4 separate regions of the Mus musculus genome follow, and regions 1, 3 and 4 are each linked to region 2. Evidence: chromatin loops called from intact Hi-C (ENCODE). Cell type or tissue: heart. All regions are shown on one strand. Region 1 overlaps Gm17634 (predicted gene, 17634). Region 2 has its middle 76 kb from the start of Gm41925. Region 3 overlaps Rnf152 (ring finger protein 152). Region 4 holds the start of Rnf152 (ring finger protein 152).

Region 1 (2,500 bases), 160 kb before region 2:
TAATGGTGAGCAACACAATCTGCTTCCAAATCCAATACATGTTCACCAGAAGAAGAGGAGTCCTTGGGGTTCACTGAGGTGGGATGCCTCACTGGGGTTGCTCTCTTGTCTCCTTGTGCTTACAAAATTACTCATCTTCTTAGAAACAATAAATTAAAGGCAGACTTGGTAGTACATGCCTACGATTTCAGCACTTGAGAGATGGAAGGAATGTTTTCCTCTTTTGATTTCGAAGCTAGCCTGGGTACTGTTGGGTTTAAATGAGAACGGCTCCCATAGGTTCATATGCTTGAATGTCTGGTTGCCAGTTAGTGAATTGTTTGGATGGATTAGGCGGTATGGCCTTGTTGGAGGAACTGTGACACAAAGTGTGGGCTTCAAGGTTTCAAAAGCTCATGACAGGCCCAGTCTTATTCTCCCTCTCCTTCCTGCTTGTAAACAAAATGTAAGCTCTTAGCCACTGCTACAGCACCACGCCTTCCTGTCACCTTGCTTTCCTCCATGATAGTCATGGACTCAGCCTCTGCAAATGTAAGCAAGCCTCCAATTAAATGTGGTTTTTTTTTGTTTTTGTTTTTGTTTGTGTGTATGTGTGATAAAATGCCTGGGTCATGATGCCTTTTCACAATAGGACAGGACAAAAGACACTGTGCTACATGAGACCCTGACTCAGAAAACCAAACCAAACCAAACCAAGTCAATAAGCAAAACCAGATGTGAACACACCAAATGGTGTTGAAGATTCCTAGAGACAAAAGGGAAAGGGCTGAGACCCAGTGTTTATAAGTTAATTGTTATTAACTAATATTAGTTATTCACTAGTTATATAACTTAGATAGCTAAGACCAAGTTATTAGTCTTAACTCTGTCTCCTCTTTCAACACTCTCCACCTGCTGAGAAGGGAAGACATTAATAGCAGAGGAAATACATTAAGTGAGAAAGTGTGGAAGGAGTCCTGTAGGCATCACCCAGAGGTGACCTGCCTGACCTCTGGACCTTGATCATGGGTACCATTTTTCCTCCTCACCACTAGAGGGCACTCTGACTAGTGCAGCTAGACCTGGTGCAGACATTTTGATTCCCTTGGGTTTGATTGAGGTAAAGCTAAGGACAGAGAAGGTAATAAGAAGGAGTTGGCTAAAGCCAGCTCTGGACCTGGAGCAGGCACAGGATGCCAGGTCTATTTAGGCAAGGTGCAGGCTATAGATGACAGGGCCCTGCAGGGAATTTAGTTAGCTTTTGGGACTAACCAAGTTACTAGATTGAAATTGGGGTTTTGAAAAATGGAGTGGAACTGTAACCAGCTTGGAGTGAAGACATCCCAAAGGGACACTCTGTATCCCAATCTGACTATCAGACTACAGAACCAGCAGGCACCAAAGACATGAAAACCCTCCCAAGAATCTCATGCTGGGAGAAGGAAAAGGCGCCAGCCAGAGGTGGAGCTCCTCTCCTGGAAAGAGATTTCACACAACTGTAACAACTTGTCTGACTGCACTAGGGGATGAAACTGAAACCCTGGCAAAAGTGGGTCAGTGGTGGGTGGGACCACATTTTGATCAGGACTGCTTAGATGCCCATATCCTTGGTCTTCTAGTTAAGCTTTGCTCTCACTCGGGACCAGGAAGCTGTATCTGGCATGCACCTAGGTATTTCTGGATCTCTTTGTCTTTCTTCCCAATGGAACCACATTGAATAAATCTCCTTTTCCTGCCCTCCTCTTTTAATCTGGCTCTTTTAATTGGCTTATGAGGACAGGTGGCAGGGAACCTGACTTGGGGCGCAGGCTATGATCTCCAAGTTCAATAACAGATCCTCTTGGTTCTTTCATAAGTAGGATTGGTGGACAAATGAAGGCGAGAGATTGTGAACACCAGCAACCTGGCTGACGATGGGAAGGACAGATTAGGAAAGCAGTAGTTGCCACGTGGGTGAGCAGAAGTGGGGGCATCTGCAGAGAAGGAAGCTCTGACAGATTATGGGACTGAGAGACAATGGGATGAGAGAGAAGCTATACATTCCATATGAACATAGTAGGGAAACAGCTGATTCCTGCTACTGAAGGGGCTATCGAGAGTACTTAGACATCCAGACAGGAAGCCATAATGACCATACAGATTGTTTATAGTCAGACTGTGTTTTGTGTAAATCAAAGATGTTTAATTCAACCCATAACTGCCTTTGGTAAGCAATCCTAGATGTAGTTTCCATGAAAATGTTTTGAAGTACTCAAAATACTTTGCTATTTTTCTTCTTCTTTTCTTTCTTTCTCTTCTCTTCTCTTCTCTTCTCTTCTCTTCTCTTCTCTTCTCTTCTTTTCTTTTCTTTTCTTTTTGAGATGAGATAACATTGTCCTTAGATAGCTCTGGGTCTACAGAGATAAGAAAATAAGTCAAAGATAGAATCTTTCATTCAGAACTTTTTGCCAGAATAGTAGGTCTGTTAGAACTGGCTTTTAATAGTGGCCCAAATAACCAGTTTTGAAATGAACATTCCATT
Region 2 (2,500 bases):
AAAAGTTGTCATACTGGGTGATACCTTATGACGGCCTGGTATCTTAGTTGGTATTTAATCAGGAGGGACCTTTTGATCCTGTAGGCGCTTACTTCAGGACTGTCATGGTGGTCTTTTCATTATTATTTTAGCTTGTAGCCCCTGAGTCCATAACAGTGCTACCCAGGCATGTCCAGAAAGCACAAAGCATATCAGATGGACCAGAAATTCACATTCTTCTTGCTGTTTTTTGCATGTGTGTATGCATGTGTGTATGTTTATGTGCATGTGTGTGTGTATGCATGTGTGTGTGTGTGTGTGTGTGTGTGTGTGTGTGTACACTATCCGGCAACCTGTGTTTCATTCCTCTGGAGCCCTTCATCTTATTTTTAGATGAAGGCTTTCATTGGTCAGAGCTCACTAACTAGGATAGGCTGGCTGGCCAGTGAACTTTAGAATTCATCTGTGTATGTAGGTCAGAGCCTCTGCAGCCCTAGGATTACAAGTGCATATCACCTTAGACAGATAATTTTTGTTTGTTTATTTTGTTTCACTTTTACCTGGATTCTGGGGATAGAATTTAGGTCTTCATGGCAAGTTACTCACCATGTGCACTGTCTCCACAGCTGTCTTGTTAGTTTCTGAGAACTCTAGGACTTAGGATTCTATTGCCAAGGAAGATAGTGACTTAACAGGGTTCAAGAAAACTCAAACTTGAACAATTAATGAGGTCTTCACAAGACTTCTATGCTGGATTCTGCTGTGGAATATCATCCTCAAGAGTGATTTCTATGTGGCTAATTACCAAGAAACTAAACCAACTATTGTAAACACCCCACCCCAAAGAATTAACTTGTACAGAATATTCCAAAATTGTCCTTTTGACCTCTTAATTTCTTGTAAAAATGTACTATCCTCTGCTTTATCTACTGGGAGAATTGTTGCTATTTTAAATACTACTCAAATTTCCACATGAGCCAAGAACCATTGGTTAATGAAATATACAATCAGAGAACTCTTTATATAAACACTAGCGTTTGCCTACTGCACGACAATGACCACATTTCCTTCCCCTGACCTTCTACAAATCTTGGCACTGGTGCAACAGTCAGCTGTGAGTCACTCATTCAAAGGGAGGGTCCTCAGTGCTCTCCTGCTTCCTCTTGTTATGAGTTCCAACTTACAACCTGCCTGCTATTGTTCTCCCTTGGCTAGCGAATGCCCTTGTACTAGACCTCCCAACCACAGTGACTGTGACACCAGGAATCAGAGCCAAATAGTCCAAGAGGATCCAGACAGCTCTTGCCTTCCCTTGTGTCAAATCTGGCATTTCTCTGATTCTAAGATTTTCACACTAGTGCTAGAAAATTATTACTCTGACAAAGGAATCAGTGTCCTACTCTCTAGAAGACATGGCTGCTTATGGTTGGGATTTTGCAAAGGCTGTGCCTTTGTGCTGGCTAAAGACCATGTAATAATCTTCCTAGAAGGCCAAAGCATTAATATCTCCAGGTAGAACGAGTAGATCCCTGTGTTTTCTTTGACAAGAAGATATTCCCTGATATACTGGTGCATATTCTGTTGCAATAATAAAATATGCAAGGCTGGGTACTTTAATGAAGAAAAGAGGTTGATGTGTTCCAGCTCACAGGTTTAGAGGTGGAAACTTCACAACATGGTACGGGCTCTGATGAGTCCTCTCTTGGCTATATACCACCATGATGAATAGCATCTCAAGGGAAACACATGATAGACTGAGGAGAGGCATCATTATTACTCCTTTCTTTATATACTCTCATGAGAAAGATCTGGATTCACATGGAAACTACTGATTGCTATCAAAGGTCAGTAACCTATTAACCACACTCCCTCAAAATTTTCTTTCCAAAATGGCCATGGTGAGGTCAAACATTCCAACATTCACAATGGTCATATGCATTCATTAACAGGAACTAGGAAAAAAAGCACTTCTGAATTCTGTTTTCTAAAACATTTTATACCTATTAAAGTTTGATTTATATCATTATAAATGAACAGAGTGACTAATATGAAATATGATAGGCAGACCTTGGGCACCAACTCCACAGCCAGTCCCACAAGTCCCAGTGGAAGTTCCATTCCCAGGCACTCTAACACACCCAGGATCAAGGGATCACAGGAACCAAGGATCCCAGGAGTTTGGTCACAACAGGATCTCAGGATCCCAAAGGCAGCTTGACTCCCAGGAGCTCTGACACATCCAGAATCTCAGGGTCCCAGAACCCCAGAACTTCAAGACACAGAGAATTTGAGCTCTGACAAACCGGAATCATAGCGAGGACATGTGGCACTAGAGATAACCAGGTGGTGGGAGGTAAATGTAAAAATATAATCAACAGAAACCAAGGTTACTTGGCATCACCAGCATCCAATTCTCCTACCATAGCAATGGTCCTGAATACACCATCACACTGGAAAAGCAAGATTCAGATCTTAAATCACTTCTCATGATGATGATAGAGACTTTAAGAAAGGCATAAAT
Region 3 (2,500 bases), 110 kb before region 2:
ATATATACACACATACATATACATATATATAATACATAAATATACATATATATATGTGTGTGTGTATATATATATATATATATATATATATATAATACTTTCATTTCAGTGTTTTTGCTTTATACTCACCTATTTTCTGCATGTGTGGCATATACCTGTGTGAATGTTGCTGTGGTGTGCATGTGTGCCACCATGTGTTCACATTTGTGTGTAAAGAGGCCGGAAGTCAACATTGAGCATGTCTTTCAATCACTTTGCACCTAACAGTTTTTGAGACAATCTATCACTGAGCCTGAAGCCTACCAACTAGCTAAAGAGCAATCTAAGGGACCTGTCTGTGCCTGCCTACCCAGTGCTATGATTATACATGTACTGCAGCAGCTAGATTTCTATGTAAGCCCTGGACTCAGGTCTTCATGTTTATGCAACAAATACTTTACCAACTGAGCTACCTCTCCAGCCCCAGCTTTTAATCATTTTACAAGTATGGGTTCATTGATGTTAAAATATCCACTGACACAATTTTCAGAACTTTTGATTTTCATTTTGTAGAATTTCTTTTGTACTTCTTAATTACTAAAGCCCCCCTCCTTAAGCCACCTTTCAGTTCTTGACACTAGCAGGAGGGCATTGTGCTATCAAGCCATGCCCCTTTGACTATATGGATTACTTTCCTTCAGACCAAATACACATGATTCTTGTGCTTCTGTGACTGGCTTACTCAGGGTACTGACCTCAAGTTACATCTATACTGTAGCAGGAGTGAGGATTGCCTTCCTTTTTAAGGCTGAGTAGCACTCCTCGTATGGGCATTCCCACATTTCACTTATCTGTTCATTTGTCTGTGATGCTTTGATTTTTCTTATTTTTATCTGTTAGAAATAATATGCTATAATATGTATTTATATCTTCAAGGTCTTGCTTTGGGTTTTTTTTTTTTTTTTTGGCTATGCCCCCACAGTGAAAGTTCTAAATAATGTGGTAATTCTATATTAAATTTTTTTTGATAAACTGTGGCATGATTTTCTAAAGCAGCTGGTTCTGTGGTAAACCACAGGCCTAAGTTAAAGTTACCTCTTTCTTGCATGTGTGGTGTATGCCTGTGTGTATGTTAGCTTGTGCGTGTGTGTCCATACATGCTTGCCAACTTGCACACACACATGCATGTGTTCCAGCACATGTTCGTGTTTGTGTGTAAGAGCTGACTTTGATACAGACTGCATGTGAATTGAAAACATTTTTTTCCTAGATGTCTCAGCATCCCAGCTTTCTGCAATTCTTTCAGAGCAGATTGGCTAGTACTTGACTAGGCCTGTGCTCCAGATGTGGGCCTCTGGAAGGAAACATGTTTAACCCACTCCCGTTATGCAGAGTCCAGGCTGTGGTGTAAGTAGAAAGAGACAGGTGAGGGGCACTTCATGGTTGAACATCTGGCCTTTTGCCACACAGGAAGGGAAAAAACAGATAGCACCTCCTGTGGGTTCTAGACTCCAGGGAAACACAACCCCTATGGCAATGGGCTCCTGTGACAGCTGCCAGGTCTGTTCAAACAATGACAGCAGCCTCTGCCAGAGAGAAGGGCCCCTGGGAGCATGAAGAATGTAGAATGTGCTTCATTTTGTCATCTGGTTTGGGGTCAGCTGTCAATTAATAGAACAGCACCAGGAGTTAGAAAAGGAGGGGCAAAGGGCCTTTCAGGAAATATTGATAAAGTGGAATTATTCTCCCCTCATTGTGTTGGCTCAGAAAGGGAACAATGGGTTGTTCACAGCAAATTGTTTAGGAGGAAAGCCTGTCCTAAGTGTTATTGCTGATTCAGAGAATAACAAATGAATGTGATACACTTCTGGCAGAACTAAACACAGACTGGACTGAGGTTGGGATCTTGTGGGGGTTTTCTACTCTGTTTCTTGTATTAGGCTTCTTTTATTTTCCAGTGCTAAGAATTAAACTAAAACCTCACACATTCTGGGCAAGAGACCAAGTTTTTAGTCCTATTCTCCCTATGCTGCCTTGGGAGGGCTCTGTCTCTGTTTCTGTTTCTGTCTCTCTGTGTCTCTGTCTCTCGCTGTCTCTCTCTGTCTCTCTCTCTCTCTGTCTCTCTCTGTCTCTCTCTGTCTCTCTGTCTCTCTGTCTCTGTCTCTGTCTCTCTCTCTCTCTCTCTCTCTCTCTCATGTGTGTGTGTGTGTGTGTGTGTGTGTGTGTGTGTGTGTGTAGGCCAGGAGACCTCTACTGTCATACTTTAGGTATCATCTACCTTGTTTTTAAGAGAGAATCTCTCTCATTTGGTGCTTATAGATTGAGTTTAGTCAGTTGCCCAGACTGCCCCAGGAATCCACATGTCTCTGTCTCTCCAGTGGTGGATTTATAAATACACACCAGGTTCTCTTTCACCTGTGTTCTGAGCATGGAATTCAGGTCTTCATGTTTGTGTGGCAGGTACATTACTCACTGAGTCATCCCTCCAGCCTATACCTTTGTTTTTGTAAATAAAGTTTTA
Region 4 (2,500 bases), 160 kb before region 2:
GGGGTCACCATAACATGAGCAACTGTGTTAAAGGGTCACGGTATTAGGAAGGTTGAGAACCACTGCTGTGTAAGAAGGAACATAGGACCCATGAAGGGAGCCCAGTACCTGAAGTCTAGAAGAAGCCATTTGCTCTGTGCATTAACAGAGCTCCTTTAGCTGAACCACAGAGATGAGGAGACATAACTCAGGTCAGTTTTCAGTTTCTTAATAGAATGGATCCCAAAAGGCCCCAGAACTCAGGCATGGTGCCCCAGACCAGCAGGGGACACCTATCTCCCCTTTTCTCCACTATATGTTAAGTGAAAAAGCAGGAAGAGACCTTATCTTTAGATTCTCCTGGGGTTACATGACATTAAAAGCATATCCCAAAGGTAAGGGCTTTGTTTCTGTTTAGGAGTACAGAGGATAAATCCAGATTCATGCACCCTAGGCAAGCAAGCACTTTACCTCTGAGCCTGAAGTTGGGTTTTAAGGTGGGCAATAGGGTAAACTTAGTAGACCCTCTAGGCTCCTTCCTGTTCACCTCTCCTGTGAGCTTCCTTTACACAGGAGGTTGAGGTGTGAGGTGTCCCTGTGGGGCTCTTTGGGAGCATATCCCGTTCCATGCTGACAGGTTCCTGCCCTTGTTGGGTTAGTGAACTTTCAGGGGCAGCCAAAAAGAACCCAGGGGAAAGGCAATAGCCTAGACTCCTCCCTCTCCCCTGTGGTCTTGAGTCCAGAGCCGCAGCTGGGTCACCACCTTGGCCAGTCCCAGTCGTTCTAGCCTGTGGTGCTCGGCCTCTAGGTCACACCTGATACCGTTCAGGTCCTCCTTCCGTGCTCGGTCCAGGTGCTCGCTGGTCTACGGTGGGTAGAGGGCGCGTCCCTGCTTCCCCACCCACACCAAGAGGTTGGCCACTGGGGACCGACCGACAGACAGACAGTCGGACGTGCCGGCCAAGCTGCCGGGTGGAGTGCGGGAGGGGGTGGAGCCGCCGGGGAGGGGCGGTCCGCGGAGCAGAGCTCACTCAGCCTCCCGCTCCCTTCAGTGCTTGGGTCTCTGGGGGTGACACCAAAAGCTTCCGCTCAGTGTCCGGTGCCTGGCGGCGGGTGTCCGATCGTGGAGGCGGAGGACAGCCGGGCAGGTGGAGGGCGCCGCCTGAAGCCAAAGGAGAGACGAGCAGGGCTGGGCTGCGGGAGGCGCTGCCGCCACTCTGCCCGCGCTGCCCCGCAACCTGCGGCGGGAGGAGCAGGCAGCAGCCGGCCCTCAGCGCTCGTCTAGCAGAGCGCAGCGGGCAGTGCGGACCCCCGGGATGCTTCCGACGTTGCTGCAGCCGCCGGCGGCGTAACAGAGCCGAGCCTGCTGCTGAGAGAGGTCAGTGAGTTTCGGTTTGTTTTCCTGTTCAGTGTGCTCCCAGGTCCCGGGTGCAGAGGGGACTCGCGTGGAAGGCTGTGCCTAGGAGAAAGCGGGAAAGGGCAACGGTAGCCTGAGATATAACTGGAGGTTCTTCCTGGACTATGATTGGGGTGGTTTGTTTGGTTAAAGGAGTGCGGAGCTGGAGAGGCGTCTCTCGAGGAGGTGGTCCCGGGAGTTGGGTTTTCCTCGGGCTTTGCTTTGAGTTGGGAGCGCGATGGGGTCATGGCAGCTGACTCTGGTTCCTCGGAGTCCTGGGATGCCCCCTGGAGCTCTGGTCCCGGGAGCTCGCCTCATGCACGCGCCGCACGCGCCCTTGAGGTGCGCGCACATCCCTGCCGTGCCCCCCCCCCCCCCCCAGCATTCTCAAGCCCTGGGTCGTCCCCTCCAGTCCTGTCCTGCCTTCCTACTCCCGATTCCTAGCTAGAAGTTGCCCCCAAGCCATTATTGGAAAAGGGGGCCGAATGGAGGGCCAGATTCTGGGGGTCTTTTGTGCGGACCCACGGGCCTGGGGCGCTTGCTTCTGGAAGGACAGCAGCAGGACAAAGCCGGCAGGACTTGTGGGGAGCTTCTCCACAGTGTTGGTTTGGGATCCCGCCTACCGTGGGGGTGTGGTGGGGGAGTGCTGCATAGATTTGGAAACAGTAGGGTAATTGACAAAACAGAGACAGTGACTTGAGGTGGTGGCCAGGCAACGAAAGGATACTCTCAGATGCATCCCTGATTGTGTGTGTGTGTGTGTGTGTGTGTGTGTGTGTGTGTTTGTCTGGGCAGGCGACTACATGCCCCGCATTGCTAGCTGTGTGGGCTTAACTCGTGTATTTTGCTAGCATTTTGCCTTAAAAAGATGATGGTATTCTCCATCCTGACTCCTATATTTCTGAGGCATTACGGTTGATGGTAGCCGCTTTACCGCGGGATAACTTGGGGGCGCGGCAGGGGGGGCGTAGACTGCAGAGGAGCCAGGAGGTGATTATTTATCCAGGAGAGCCTTAATGACCCTTCCCTGTTTTACCAGTCTTCTACCCCCCATTCTCATCCTCTCGGGACGCCTACTCGTGTTCCAGTGGTCTCGGAGGGTGCTTGGATTTCTGTCTGTGCTGG

What was found. A loop is a pair of places that touch in the nucleus more often than their neighbours do. Peaks named below come from ENCODE experiments on the same cell type or tissue, not always from the same donor. Only the 100,000 strongest peaks of a DNase experiment are listed, where the experiment ranks them.
Region 1: a loop joins it to region 2, with 2.6 times the contacts of the local background. A loop is called at or near these places in 3 of 42 quality-filtered maps.
Region 3: it touches region 2 in a loop (2.9-fold over the local background); 2 of 42 quality-filtered maps call a loop at or near these places.
Region 4: a loop joins it to region 2, with 3 times the contacts of the local background. A loop is called at or near these places in 3 of 42 quality-filtered maps.

What each region holds. Positions count from the first base shown.
Region 1 is chr1:105,361,461-105,363,960 of GRCm38, reverse strand. It overlaps Gm17634 (predicted gene, 17634), which reads right to left. Exons shown (of 2, transcript NR_151540.1): 2 at 2,224-2,372. Among named protein-coding and RNA genes, the nearest start is that of Rnf152, 6.0 kb to the right of the region's middle. In heart, a CTCF peak has its summit at 1,028 (motif pointing right); no DNase peak of the experiment used is centred here.
Region 2 is chr1:105,198,112-105,200,611 of GRCm38, reverse strand. No RefSeq gene overlaps it. Among named protein-coding and RNA genes, the nearest start is that of Gm41925, 76 kb to the right of the region's middle. In heart, no CTCF peak of the experiment used is centred here; a DNase peak (open chromatin) is centred at 1,141.
Region 3 is chr1:105,311,541-105,314,040 of GRCm38, reverse strand. The region is part of intron 2 of Rnf152 (ring finger protein 152); the gene reads left to right. Among named protein-coding and RNA genes, the nearest start is that of Gm17634, 43 kb to the left of the region's middle. In heart, no CTCF peak of the experiment used is centred here; a DNase peak (open chromatin) is centred at 1,550.
Region 4 is chr1:105,355,200-105,357,699 of GRCm38, reverse strand. It overlaps Rnf152 (ring finger protein 152), which reads left to right and starts at 990. Exons shown (of 3, transcript NM_178779.4): 1 at 990-1,357. It overlaps Gm17634 (predicted gene, 17634), which reads right to left and starts at 1,693. Exons shown (of 2, transcript NR_151540.1): 1 at 795-1,693. In heart, a CTCF peak has its summit at 1,134; DNase peaks (open chromatin) are centred at 999, 1,389, 1,589 and 1,989; H3K4me3 peaks cover 2,044 bases; H3K27ac peaks cover 1,273 bases; H3K27me3 peaks cover 484 bases.